2 separate regions of the Mus musculus genome follow, and region 1 is linked to region 2. The links are chromatin contacts, found by Hi-C or POLR2A ChIA-PET in ENCODE. All regions are on one chromosome and are shown on one strand. The core of a region is the stretch at or near the end of the contact, and the rest is flanking DNA. Distances in the headings are between cores, read along the strand shown. Region 1 holds the start of Xpot (exportin, tRNA (nuclear export receptor for tRNAs)). Region 2 holds the start of Tbk1 (TANK-binding kinase 1).

The links. A loop is a pair of places that touch in the nucleus more often than their neighbours do. ChIA-PET counts read pairs that join two places held with the same protein, here RNA polymerase II (POLR2A).
Region 1: a map of heart shows a loop between it and region 2 (6-fold over the local background). The contact joins the promoter of Xpot here to the promoter of Tbk1 in region 2. A Hi-C loop is called at or near these places in 11 of 37 maps with a recorded cell type or tissue (adrenal gland, gastrocnemius, heart and 1 more). POLR2A ChIA-PET finds 5 or more read pairs at or near these places in 3 of 5 experiments (Patski and embryonic stem cell).

The regions. Positions count from the first base shown.
Region 1 is chr10:121,622,008-121,628,653 of GRCm38, forward strand. It overlaps Xpot (exportin, tRNA (nuclear export receptor for tRNAs)), which reads right to left and starts at 4,325. Exons shown (of 25, transcript NM_001081056.2): 1 at 4,098-4,325; 2 at 851-984. The coding sequence starts at 910.
Region 2 is chr10:121,581,224-121,588,204 of GRCm38, forward strand. It overlaps Tbk1 (TANK-binding kinase 1), which reads right to left and starts at 5,571. Exons shown (of 21, transcript NM_019786.4): 1 at 5,472-5,571; 2 at 2,973-3,118. The coding sequence starts at 3,059. It overlaps Xpot (exportin, tRNA (nuclear export receptor for tRNAs)), which reads right to left. Exons shown (of 25, transcript NM_001081056.2): 25 at 6,157-6,981.

The DNA of each region.
Region 1 (6,646 bases), core at 3,075-5,574, 40 kb after region 2:
TGTGCCTACACCTAGATTTCTATTAGTTGCTGTATTTGGAGGGGGAGTTCCTTCTAATCAGCAGAGGTGTGTATTGTATCAGAAACTGCTTGGGAAGTTTTGTTTTGTCTTTTAAACCACATAAAAGCCAAACAAATATGGCTCTAATACATAGTGAGATTGTTAACTCTGGCTCATTTATAACAAGTACTCTCTCTCCTTTGCTACAAGAATAACCCTCCTTCCTTTGATCCTAAACTTCAGAACGCTCACGTCTTTAAACATTAATTAAAGGCTTGTTGTTCTTCTAGCGTCTTCTTTTATCACTCAGCTACAGTACTTAGTAGACTTCTGCATGACAGTGGGTTTAATTGTTTACATTTATCCAAATATACCAGCATCTCCTAATGGATTTCTCATCACAAAATTGTTTTATATAACTTAAGGTGTGGCATACGGGAACTGCTTATTTCCAGTCTGCAGAGACTAGTAAGGAGGCTCACTGTCACCAACTTCAGACTTAAGCAACTTGCAGTGCAAGGTAAGCAACCACAGGGTAAAACATATACTGCCTACTACAAAGTTCTCTGTCTCTGTAACTGTGTTACAACGTTGCAACAATTAGCAACGTCCCATGTTGCACAAAGTCCTGCCTTAACGGGTCAGGTTTCAGGATCCTGGCTCAGCCAATCTAACAAAAATCAATCAGAACACTCGATGTTTCAATATTCAGAACATGCCTCAAATATGTTTGGTTTTATTAATGTTTACTCAAATTATACCTCTATCATCAGATGTGTTTGCTGTCTAAATCCTCTGACACGTGTTTATGGTTGCATGCTTTTCAAAATAGTTACATTGACTGACTTACCCTCTGTCTAAAGTCTGAATCGGCATTTGGATTTAACCCTAAAAGAGCCTGTTCATCCATCTCGGCCGCTATTCCTGGAGTTTTCCGATCACAACAGACGTGGCTTCTAATCCCACAGCAGAATCCACAATCATCTGTGCACAGAAAACAAAAGATGATCACCTAGAATATCAGATGTGGCTGAAAATACACAGCTCCTGAAGGGTCAAAACCCACCTTAAGAGTCTAGACCTCACAAGAACAAAAGTGGGCCATGGAGCCCACAGCAGCATAATTGTGCAGACTCTAAACAAGTATGCCATTAAAGCTTTCAGGTGCTATCGCCCCGCAAAGTGCCCCGGCCAAATACAGAAAGTAATTCTTCTAGAAACAAGCATGAAGTGCTGGGGGTGGGGAAGGAGGTGGAAACAACAGTCAGATCCCCAAAGTTTTCTGGCCAGCTACTCAGCCAAACTGCTAAGTCCCAGGTTCAGTAAGACCCTGCCTCAAAAAGTAAGGAGAGGCGGAGAGTTCTGACAAATATTCAAGGTAGGAGAATAAGCAGCATGCATTATATACATGTATGAAATTGTAAAAAAAAAAAAAAAGTTATAGTGAAAATCAACAGATGAAGACATCTAATATGGATTCCCTGCCTTCCACCTGCACATATATATACAAGCACACATATAAGCACATACAGATATATCCTTATATTCCTATTATAAAGCTACACATCTTTTTTATTTATCTGTTTTTAAATTATTAGAGCCACAGAGAACTTAAAGAGGCCAAGAGGTGAACGGAGGTCACGGGCAGCCTTTCAGGCGTGGTGAAGCCAGGGCCAGGCCGCAGATAGATCTCTATACTCTTCTGTTTTCCTTGATCTTTTTGGAATTGAAAAAAAAAAATCAGGATCCAAGTTAAGCCCCCTCTTCTGATCACTCATAGCAACCTTGCAGACCCCAGCCAGGCAATCTAAATTCCAACTGCCTACAGGATTGAGATGCCAACATTTCTCAACAATTCCTGACCACTCTTCGTGCTCCTCAGCAAGGCCAGCAATGCTTGCCACATCACACGGCAGCTCTCAAGCACACCCTACTTCACACACACACACACACACACACACACACAGCTCTTCTCAGCTTCGAGGCTAAACCCTGCAAGGCCTCCAATATTTCACCTCCAGATCACCTCGTGCAGCAATACAGCTTCGACGCTCTACTATTTGATCCTAACAGAACAGGATTAAATAATCCTTTCCACGACCTACCATGTGACAGTTTGATTTCTCAAAAACAAAAAACAAAACAAAACAAAAACAAAAAACCCCAAACCATTGTGAAATATGAATGCATTACTATGTTCTTAAAATGTGAAAACACAGGTTTTAGGTTTTTAGTGCTCTGGGTTTGAACTAGTGAGATGATTCACGGGTAAAGACCCCTGAAAACCCTAGATCCATATGGTGGAAGAAGAGAACTGCGCATGTACACTGCACATGCGCACATTCACACATGCACACATCTGTACATATATGAGATAAATATATGTAGTTTTTTTAAGTTCTAGATTTATATTCCAATCCTTATCAGTAAGAACAGATAAAACACAAAACAAAAACACATCTTTAATACCAGCATTGGGAAGGCAGAAGCAGGAGGGTCTCTGATCTCTTGAGTTCCAGGCTAGCCTAGTCAACAGAGTTCCAGAACAGCCAGGGCTACCCAGAGAAACCCAGTCTGAAAAAACAACCAACCAACCAACCCCACCGACCCACACACACACACCCCAAGTGACACAACCATTCAGTCACTCAAAGTAGCACACACCTTTTAATCCCACTGTTTGGGAGGTAGAGGCAGGGGGATCTGGGACTTCAAAGCCAGCCTGGTCTATCTACATATGGATGTTCTGGCTAGCCAGAGCTATAGTGATTCTGTCTCAAAAACAAAACAAAAATTGAAGCTGCACACCAAAACAAACAAACAAACACCCCAAAAGTATGCATTCCATTCTGTCTGCAGGAAAAGGGGCAAAGTCCTAAAGACTACAATGTGTGCATGTGTGCAAAGCATGCCTCCAATAGGGTACAAAGTCAGAGACAGGCACGCAGGATGCACAACTTGAAACATTCTTAAAGTAAAGTAGTATTCCTGCTAAAAATGCTCAGAGAGAAAAGTCGGTGTAAGACTGTCTGTAAACCCCTGATTGAGAAATCCACTAGAGTTCCTTTAAATTATCCATTGCTTTGGGAAAAAAACTGCTTAAGCGTTTTGTCATTTCACGCTAATCTTGACAAGAGGAAAAAAGATAAATAAGAGGCCCAGCCGAGCACATGCTCAACACCAACAAAAAAAATCCTCAGCAAACTTGTTCCATAGTGAGGAATCCCTCACAAACCTTCGCCCTCTACACAATCGGAAAAAAACATCAAACCAAAATAAAATGAGATGGTAAACCACCTATCTGTGAATAAAACACAGGGTTAAAAGGTAACGATTGCCTAATAAAGACCGGCAAAGGAAGCTTAGCTTTCTGACCTACCGATGCAGAGCCTTGCAGGCTTAAACATTGTTACAATATGGTAAACATCTTATACTACCTGCAAAGGTGGATGTGGGGGTGGGGGGAGCGAAAAAAAAACATGTAAAATTGGAAGCCTTAATTTTTCCCTCAGCCATTAAGTCAAGAATAATCAAACAATGTGGAAAATTCCTCCACACCTACTTAAGCCTGTTTGAGACCGACTGAATCTTTCCAGCCTTTTAACATCAAGTTGACAAGTCGCTTTAATACAACGTAACTTCCCCCAGTAACAACTAATTAAGGCTTCCAAAAAGTACTCGTTTTTCAGGTTACAGGGAACATCAAGCTTTTCCGTGGCTGCAAGACTGTAAAGAAGCAAAAAGGGGAAAAGGCTGTCCCTGCTGGCAAATTACTACGCAGAAATAACACTTTCTCTCCTATTTGTCCCGGGGTGGGAAGCGGATCAACTTTGAGGTCCCTACAGCTCAAACTGGTGGGACGCACTCTAAAACTATCACAAATGGGGTTGGGGGGCAGCCTCCTAGGCCGGCCTCGCCCCCTATCCTTCGCCCGGATCCCTCCCAGAGCGAAGCCTCGTGGCCACTCGGGTGATGAAACACCCGGCAACCGGCAGCCACGCACTAGGGACGCGGCCGCCACCGATCGTCCCCAACCCCAAGTCCGGCTCGCCCGGCCACGTAGGGTCCCCGGCCCGCCGCCCTACGCCTCCAGTCACCATCACTCCAATATCTCTTCCTCGCCTGCACTCCCGAGGGTCGGCCAGCCGCAAGGAGCGGGCCGTACGCAGGGAGCACGGAGAGCGGCCCACGTCCTTGTCGCTGTAGTCCTCCAATACAGCCGCAGCGCTAGCGCCGGAGCCGGCCCGGGCCGCGCTCCTCTCGGCGCTCGGCGTTCCCCGGGCGCCTTCTCTTGCGTGGCGCGGAGCGGGGAGGGCAGGTTGGCAAGCCGGCGGGCGGAGTCGGCGGCCCTGGAAGGAAAACTGCGCAGGGTCCCGCTAACGCCGCCGCTGAGTCAGCGCGAGGCACGCCCCCCGCGTCGTACCGCGCGGACCCGCGCTAGCAGCAGCCTCATGGAAGTAGAGTGCAGACGGCCGCCAGCAGGCTGGGCCCGGGGGACTACAACTCCCAGCGTGCAAAGCGCATGGGACGCTTCCGAGAGGAGGACCGCGCACGTGCTCCCTGGAGCTCGCAGGGGGCGTGGCCGGCGGGCCTGTGGTGCATGCTGGGAGAGTGCACACCGCCCTCCTAGCTACAGGTTACTGAGGTCCTCTAAGCTTTTAGAAGACCGGCCACGTTGCGCTCTGCTTTGAGCGTCGGCGTGAATTAGTAACTCTCCACTCCCTCCAGAAGGGTCTGGTCAGGTGGCAGTGCGGAGATCCTGAGATCGGAAAAGTGGACGTGGTTGAAACCACGTGTTGAGTCAGTTGCTGAATTCCTTTCCAGCGGTTCCACGTGTCAAGAGTCCAGACGCTTAAGGACTCTTTAAAAAAAAAAAAAATCCGCTGTATTTTTATTTACTTGTTTTGCTTTTGAGGCAAGATCACACTCCATAACCCAGGCTGGTTTTCACTCATTTTTCCCAAGCTGGCCTAAACTTTACAAATTCTGGAATTACTGGCATGAACCACCACGCCCAGTTTAAATATTACTAAATTTGCCTACAAAAAAAGATAGAAAGAAAAAAAGAAAACCGAAAGCAGTCCCCGGTGATGGTGGCGATTACCATTCATCCCAACACTGAGGAGGCAGAGGTAGCCACATCTACAGAGCGAGTGCCAGGACTACAGAGAGAAACACAGTCTCAAAAAAAGAAAAAAAGAAAAGAGAGAGGGAAAACATACGTACAAGTCCCGTGCTTCCGTTCGCTTTGTTTCTTTGATCCCGTGCTATTATTACTGTGTGGGCGCAGTATAAGCTCCAGCAACCTTACCTAAATCCTAAGGCTGCACCTCCATTATTGTTGGCATCATGAGTGTTAAAGTCCATCTCAGTTTACTCATTTTATGTAGAGTGGGACAGTACCAGCCTCAGAGGGTAAGGTTTGGTTAATTTTATTTAGAGGCAGAGAGAGGCTCACTATGTAGCTCTGGTTAGCCTGAAACTTGCTGGCCTTCACTGTTCTCTTGCTTCAGATTCCAGAGTGCTGGAGTTCCAGGTTGTCACCAGGTCTGACTATTTCATGAATTAAGTTTGATACACGTGTTAGACTTATCATAAGTGACACTATCTCTGGGGATACATGGACAAACATCTGTTCACTGCAGATAGATACCCAGATTCGGTACTGATGACAGACTAAAGTGAGGATACCACGAAAGTCAAGCTTGGTGAACCAATGGCTTTTACTGGGGTGACTTTCTTACAGGAGCAGAAATGATATAAAGACAGCAGCCTCCCCGAAGACAGCAGGTAGGACAGGTTCCAGCAATTCAGCTTGTCCAAGAGTGTATAGCATGAGGGAGGGGATGGTATTGTTAATCTGGTTAGTTTGGGGGGGATCTTTGAATTGTTTACTTCCCGAGTTTAAAGAGTTTATCATGAAAACAATGCAGTGCACCCAACGTGTAGATTTCCTTTCGTTTCTTAGAAACAGTATTCTACAGTAAACTCTGGCTGTTCCAGAACTCACTATATAGACCAGGCTAGCCTTGAACTTACCAAGATCCCCCTACCTCTGTCTCCCTCACAAGTACTGAGACTAATGGTGTGTGCCAATACACCTAATATCTTATTCAGTACATGCTCAGTGTACATGTTCAATGTAGTCAAAGCCTTGCCTCTAGCTCCCACTAAGAATAAGCCAGACCTGTTCTACAAGCCTGTGATCCAAGCTGCTTCAGAAGCTGAGGCAGGAGGATCTCAACTTCAAGGCCAGCCAGGGCACAATAGCTATATCCTCTCTTTAAAAGTGAATGACGAGGTCTAGGGATATAGCTCAGTGATAGTGTGCTTACCTCGCACCCACCACCCTAGCTTCAATGCCCAGACCACAAAGAGCTAACAAAACTTGCCAGCAGATCGGACAGAGTGAGGAGGGAATGGAAGTAGAATAAAAACTGATGTTACCTCTTAGCAGCTACCCTTACTCACTTATGTTACTAAAACTCCTTCCCAGGGCAATCTTCAAGTCTACCCCTCTTCCCAAGGTCCTAAGAACAAGCTCACCTAGACTCCTTCAAAGTTCAGTGTGGGGACCCCAGGAGTTTATTGGACTTACTTGAGCATGCGTAAGGGGTTACTTACTGAGTGTGGGCGCTCCTCTCCC
Region 2 (6,981 bases), core at 4,321-6,820:
TGGGTGTGTAGGGTATGAGCGCATGGGTAGAGGTCAGACGGCAGTATGTACTTGTCACTTTTCTCTTCCTACCTTGTATGACTTGAAGATTAAATTTAGGTTGTTACACTTGGTAACACTTGACCTGCTAAGCCATCTCACCCCTCAAACAGGAGTTCTCTGGCAGAGGAGCTAGCAGGGGAAACAAAACCTTGTTGTGAGGCACCCAGGATAATCAGGGTCTGCATTCCAGAAAGGTTTGCAGTTATCACACCTGTGGGATGACACCTGCAGTCACCCACCGTTCTCTGTCACAAGTCAAAGTTACATGAACTACATGTAAAGATCTGCATGATCAGCAAACCTTCCTACAGGCCACGCCTCTTCACCCGCCCCAGGCTGTCACACTCGGGTACTCTATCCCACACAACGGTAGTCATGGCAACTCTAGAAGGACTCAGTTAAGGAGCACAGCCAGATGGTTCAGGACATAGGCACCTGCCATGCACACTTGACAGCCATTGTATGATCCCCAGGACCAACAGGAAAGAACTGACTCTTGAAAGCTGGCCCCTGACTTCCAGCATGTATGTCACGGCAGCGTGCCTGCACATGCACATCACACATTAATAAATGAAAGTCTTAAAGATTAAATAAGCAATATATTTTGAATGGCAGTATATTTATGGACACGTTGAATATCATGATTAAAAATAATTGTTTTTTAAACAACTAAAGGAAAGCAAGATTAAAAAAAATTTTAAAAAAGGTTTATATTTACTTTAATTTTTTATTATTACATGTATTTTTTTTTTAAAGAGTTTTCACTTATTTTTATTTTTTTTTTAAATATGTGTTTATCATAAACAATGACTTTATTTGTTTTGTTTTTATTTATTATATGTAAGTACACTGTAGCTGTCTTCAGACACACCAGAAGAGGGAGTCTGATCTCGTTAGGGATGGTTGTGAGCCACCATGTGGTTGCTGGGATTTGAACTCAGGACCTTCGGAAGAGCAGTCGGGTGCTCTTACCTGCTGAGCCATCTCACCAGCCCTACATGTATTTTATGTACACAGGTATCTTGCCCGCATGTATGTCTGTATTGTGTGTTTGCTGGTGCTCTTGAAAGGCAGAAGAAAGCATAAGCTCTTGTGTCACTCCGTACAGCCCACTGTGAGCCACCACGTGGGTGGGCACTGGTTAGCAAACCCTGTCCTCTGTGAGAGCAGCCACTGCTCTAACCACGGAGACAGCTCTCCAGCCCAATGTTCGTGTTTCTAACCATGGTACTTGTCTGTCTGTGTATCCAGTGATTGCAGGTGTCTGTGGAGGGCAGAGGCATCAGATCTCCCTGGAGTTGAACTTCCAGGCTGCTGTGAGCCACGTGACACGGGTGCTGGGAACAGAATCAGGTCCTGTGCACCAGCAGTTGTGTACTCTGAACTTCTGAGCCATCTCCAGCCCACGCCTCACACCCAGCCTTCTGGTGCAGTCTTAAATACCTGAAGCCGAGACTGCTATCACTAAGACCTTCCCATCCAGTTATTCTTTCAATCAGTGAACATTTCCCAAGATCCACCACTTCCGTCTAGGCACTCACATGAAGGACACTGAGTAGCCAAGCAGGGGAAAGGACAGGAAACATAAACTATTCCGTAATGCCATCGTTCTAAACATGTCAGCCAAGTCACAGCTACTGACTGCCATTGTTTCCAACTTACATCCTTCCTAAAGCCACCAGAAAACCAAATCAAACCTGTCACGTGCAGGGACTGGTATTGGTTATACGTAACAACTCCAGCCCCCACAGTGCCTGACACGCACCACGTAACCATTATGGTAATTTGGAACAAAGGAAGACAGAAGGTTAGGTGTGTTAACACTAAATTCTGTTGTTCACAAACAAATAGCAATTTCTAGCAAAGAAACCCCCAGGAATAGTGGAAGTGAACCTGAGGGAGGCCCCGGAGCCTGGGGGCAGTTCCGGAACGAAGAGGAAACTGCTAGAACCGCGTGTGACATGTATGATTCATGCTTTATGAGCCACACAGCTGCTTACAATCGTATTTGCTCCCCAGAGGAAAGAGCACCTTGCCCATGCGTGCTGTCTCAGTGACAATCTCAAAGCCACAGGAAAACAGAAGAGGGCCTCTCCTCCCCACTGCCGATAACATGTTTAGTGTTCCCGTGTCGGAAAATAAGAACAACAGCGCTCCAAACAAAACTCACCCTCAAACACGTTCACGGCGCCGGAGAAAAGTCAGGATTTTACCTGGAAAAGGCGTTCCTACTCTGTCCCTTTCCAACTCTCTTCACATTTATCTTCAATTTCTTCATTTTAAACGATTCTAGTTACCTTTTTTTGTTGGTTTTTGTTGGTTTGTTTGTTTCTTTTAAAGACAGGGTTCTTCTATGTGGGCTAGGCTGTTCTGGAACTCGCACTTTAGAGACCTGTCTGCCTCTGCCTCCTGAGCACTGGACCAAAGGTGTGCGCCATCTCTGCCTGGCTACTCTAGTTGGCTTTACTTTCAGCCTCCGCTACAGATTTCACCAGGATGCTGGGGGTTGTTGCCATGCTGCCAGGAGCAACCCTTCAATCCCACCCCATTCCTACAGCTGCAGACGGCCTCGTACTACAACACAACACAGCCTTCCACCTCCAATCCACCCTGCATGGTGCTATTTAGAGACGCGAATCACCAGTGGGCTCCTTTTAAACTCTGGGCATCTGCCTGTCCGCCTGTCGGTCATGCCTCCCTCCACTGCATGTCACACCAGGAAGGCAGGTGGGAAACACTGTCCAATCTCTTCCAGTGTTTTTCCATTCTGTAAACTCAGAAACTAGCACCACTAGGTAGGTGTTCACCGCCCCAAAACAAGCTAAATCTTAATCACAAAGCCCACAAAATCCCTTCTCTTTGGACTTCGGCGTGCTTGTTGGAAGACAGGACCAGGTCGAGATGAGCCTGACAGGCAGCACTGGACCTACCTTATGCCTTCCTCGGAAGACATTTGCAGTGGCCCCCTGGCCTAGGATATCAGACAGGAGCCACAGATGGTTGGAGGTGCTCTGCATCTCGGCTTGTCCAGGCGCTTCTCCTCACGATAAGGGGGAAGAAGAGATTTGCATGTATGCTGTTAAGGAAATAACGAGTGTGAGCCACGGTTAGCTTGAAGTAGGACTGCCCAGTATCTGTTAGACTGAAATGCAGTATGTTCCCAGCAATACAGCAGCAACAGTGAACCACATATATTCCATCATTCTTGTTCCGCTCTGGAGATAGTGTTTTACCAACCTTCCCAGCCTGGCTTTCAGCTCTCCATATGACGCAGATTAGTCTTCAGTCTTAGCCTCCAAAATGGTGAGTTACAGGGATATCTGGCTTTTTTTTTTTTTTTTTTTCAAATTAAAAAGAATTGGATATGAGTATTTGAGTCTGTGCCCATGATGCTGGAGGGTGTGAGTCAGATCCCCGGGAGCTGGAATTATGTTGTGACCCATTTGCTGTGGGTGCTGGGAGTTCAAGCCCACCCTCTGTGCGAGTAGCAAGTGTTCCCAACCACTTCCATCCCCCATGTTTGGCTTTTATTTCATATATTCAATTTAATTTAAATCCCAGAGCTGTAAGAAACATCCGTTTATTGTCTAGTACTGTCTCTGACAATCAAAATAATATTGACTATTTCCTCCAATTGCTTGAAAAGATTAATCCTGATTTACAAAAAAATATTTTTTGACCCAGGGTCTCTTCACAAGCCCAAGTTGGACTCGAACCTGCAATTTTCCTGCCTTTGCCTCTCACATGCTGGGAGACAAATGAAAGAACTTAGGGAAGCGCAGAAAACCATCACCACTACAGGATCGTCCCAGAAGGCAGAATCTCGCCCACAGAGAAACTGTAACTGAAAAGTACAGAAGTTACTATTCTTGAAAAGCCAGTAACTCTTTTGATTCTGTTTAAGGATGGTTTTCCTGAGCCAGTGAAATGGCTCAGTGCGCAAAGGGGCTTGCTGCCAAATCTGATAACCTAAGTTCAGTTCCCGGAACCCACATGGACTATCTGTGCCACGGCATGTATGAGACCGCGCGCGCGCGCGCACACACACACACACACACACACGTAAAAACCATCAAAAAGTAGTCATTCCCCTTACTTCTAAATGGACAGGATGTATATACACACACCAAGTATATATTACCAAATCCTAAGATGTACCAACTGCAGACTTGACTTTTAACACAAGAAGGCCATGCAACCGAATAGATGGCACCAACACCAGACAGATCAGACTCCTTTAAGACTGTTGTGAGGTCAGATAGCAAGTCCATTTCCAGTAAGCTAGAACTCTGATCTTCCAAGTTAGGGTCCTGGGAAATGCCCAAGAGTCCAAGGTTCGACAATCTCTTACACAGTACTTATACTTAGAATTTTATCACCTATGTAATTTAGATAAGAAATTGTACAGCCATCTGTCTATTTGAAGTAAGCAAAAAAGGAACCCTTTTCGAAAACAACAAATGCACTTACCACTTAACTACGTACGCTCCATTCAAGGGGCGATAAACCCAAATATGTAACGGGAAACCTTCCCTAATTGATGCTGCACTGCTGTTAAATAACTGTAAAGGACAGATTCATCACCAAGTGCGCATATGTCTCTAGTGGGTAGCTGAAAACATATTTATCAGCTAAGATATATAAGATAAGCTCTCTCTCTATACCAATATAAAAAGATGGGTCCGCAATAGTAATGGTCTGAAACTTTTCCAGGAACCCCCTCGGGACTAAAACATGACTCAGCACACCCAACGGATGCTTGCTATGTAAATCTCCCCAAATCCTGACAAGTGTATTATCTGGCATTCAACAAGTAAGTTATCTGTGATTCTGTAGGCAGTCTACTTCCTTTGATTGCTTAAAGCGAAAGTTACCGAGGATAAAACAGGTCTGGTGACATGGTGTAGGGACAAAAGTTCCAGGATTTCCCAACTCTCCCTCTATGTCACCCATTTACTCCGTAGATAGCAGAGGTCCCGGAATGGGAAAGGTCGGGTTTTGACAGTTCTCGGGGGAGAATCCGTCTTGGGACGCCTGACAGAAAACACCAGGGGAATGGATCCGGGAAATAAATCCAGCAGGTCGGGGAGGAACGAGAAGACAGGGGGGTTTGCATTTCGCTGTGTACATTAAAAACGTCTGGTGCCGGTATCCTCGGGTGAGTCAACCCTCGGGAACGCCAGTCCGTCTAAAAACTGCCGGCGGCGGCAGCTGGACCAAGGGTGGGAGCGGCGAGTCAACTCCGGCCAGGGCAGCCCCGGTGCCCGGGCGGCCGCCAGGGCCCATCCCGGGCGAGCGCGAGGCTGCGGGGCTCCCGGGGCCGCGGCCCCGCGCTGACTCAGCACGCCGCCTCCCCGACCCCTGGGCGCGCCCCCGCCCGGCCCCTCCGGCCCCGTCCGCCCCCACCGGCCTCCGCCCGCCCCTCTTACCCCGCGAGTGTCCGCCGCGTACAGCCCGCGGCTCCCGGGCCTTCTCGCGCCCCAGGCTACTTCCGGCTTCGCCAGCCCGGGCCACGGAGCACGTGACCGAGTGCGGGGCGCGCCTGCGCGTGCGTACTCCGCGGCGGCCGAGCTCGCTGGGCTGCAGTCTCCAGTGCGGGCGGGAGGAGCTAAGGGAGTGCGGGGCGGCCGGCGTGCGGCAAGGAGGTGACGCCCACGGCCACCCGTGGACAGCGGGCTGGCCGCCGATCGCTTTCGCAGAGTAGATGGGGCGGGTTTGTGTTTCAACGTCGCTTGGCTGCTGCGTGAAGCAAGTATCCGTTCATGCCATCAGTACTCTTTAAGTCGCTTTCAGTTTCTGTTTTTGAAAATGGTAACACTGGAGACTTGAACTTGACAACTTAAGAGGTAAACTGCTGTATGATCAGGTCCTGCTCAAGCAGGCATTCCTTACAAGGATTTGCTTCCAAGGAAGCACGATGCACCAAATTCCTCTTTCTACCTAAGGCACCCTCCAGACCGAGGGCGAGCAGATCTCCGAGGACGGGAGCCGGGAGTGGTTAAGGGCTGGCAGAGGCGTTGACTGAAACAGGGGGCTGAAGCTGAATCTCTGCCCACTTCTAATCCGTTTTCATCAAACTCAAAATGGAGATTTTAAAAGGCCCACTCCAATGACTTCTTAGAAAGTTATTTTATTAGAATTTTAGACAGTTTAGGCAACAAGACCATTCTAACCGCAAATGCACGTCTTACAATAGAATATTTCAGTTCTGTTAATGACATGACAGATTCATCCAAGTTTCTTCCAACAAAAAACCCAACGTTCAAAAGTTATGAAGTATGACTAAGCCAAAGGACTTCACATGTTTACCACAGAAGTGATACACAGTAAAATACCACATAATACTTCTAAAAAAGTCAAGCCACTTGTGAAACTATTAGCAAGCACAGAGACGGAAACTCCACTGGTTAGGCACAGGACTAACTCAGGCACCATAAAACCCTCTGTCTTCTCACCTGTAACAAATGAGATTCCCTAGAGAGAATTATTTGGGTGCTTGCTTTTAAAAATCAGGTACTCAATGACGGAAAGGCTTCTTGGTCATGACGGTACTTGGGTAATCTCAAGGAATGAAGATGAGGATCATTAGACATGATTACATTAAAATTAAGTTCCTTATGTATATGCTCTGATTTCCATGTCCTGATTTCTCAGGTCTAAACACATGAACCCTCTGTAGGGCTTTAGAGAGCCGTGTATGGACTCGATAGTACAGTAATACAAGCTAATACTGAGACCTGTGTTTTAATTCATTGGATTCTTTACAAGTTATGAGGTAGCTACCACTGTTCCCCATTTCTGACGGGGAAACCAAGGCAGGAAGAAGTTATTTAACTTGCTCAAGGTCCTAAAATCGGTTACTGGTGTTAAGTGGTGTTTGAATCTACTTAAATCTGGATCCAGAGTCCTCGTTATACAAGCTCGTAACTGCTGTGCTCT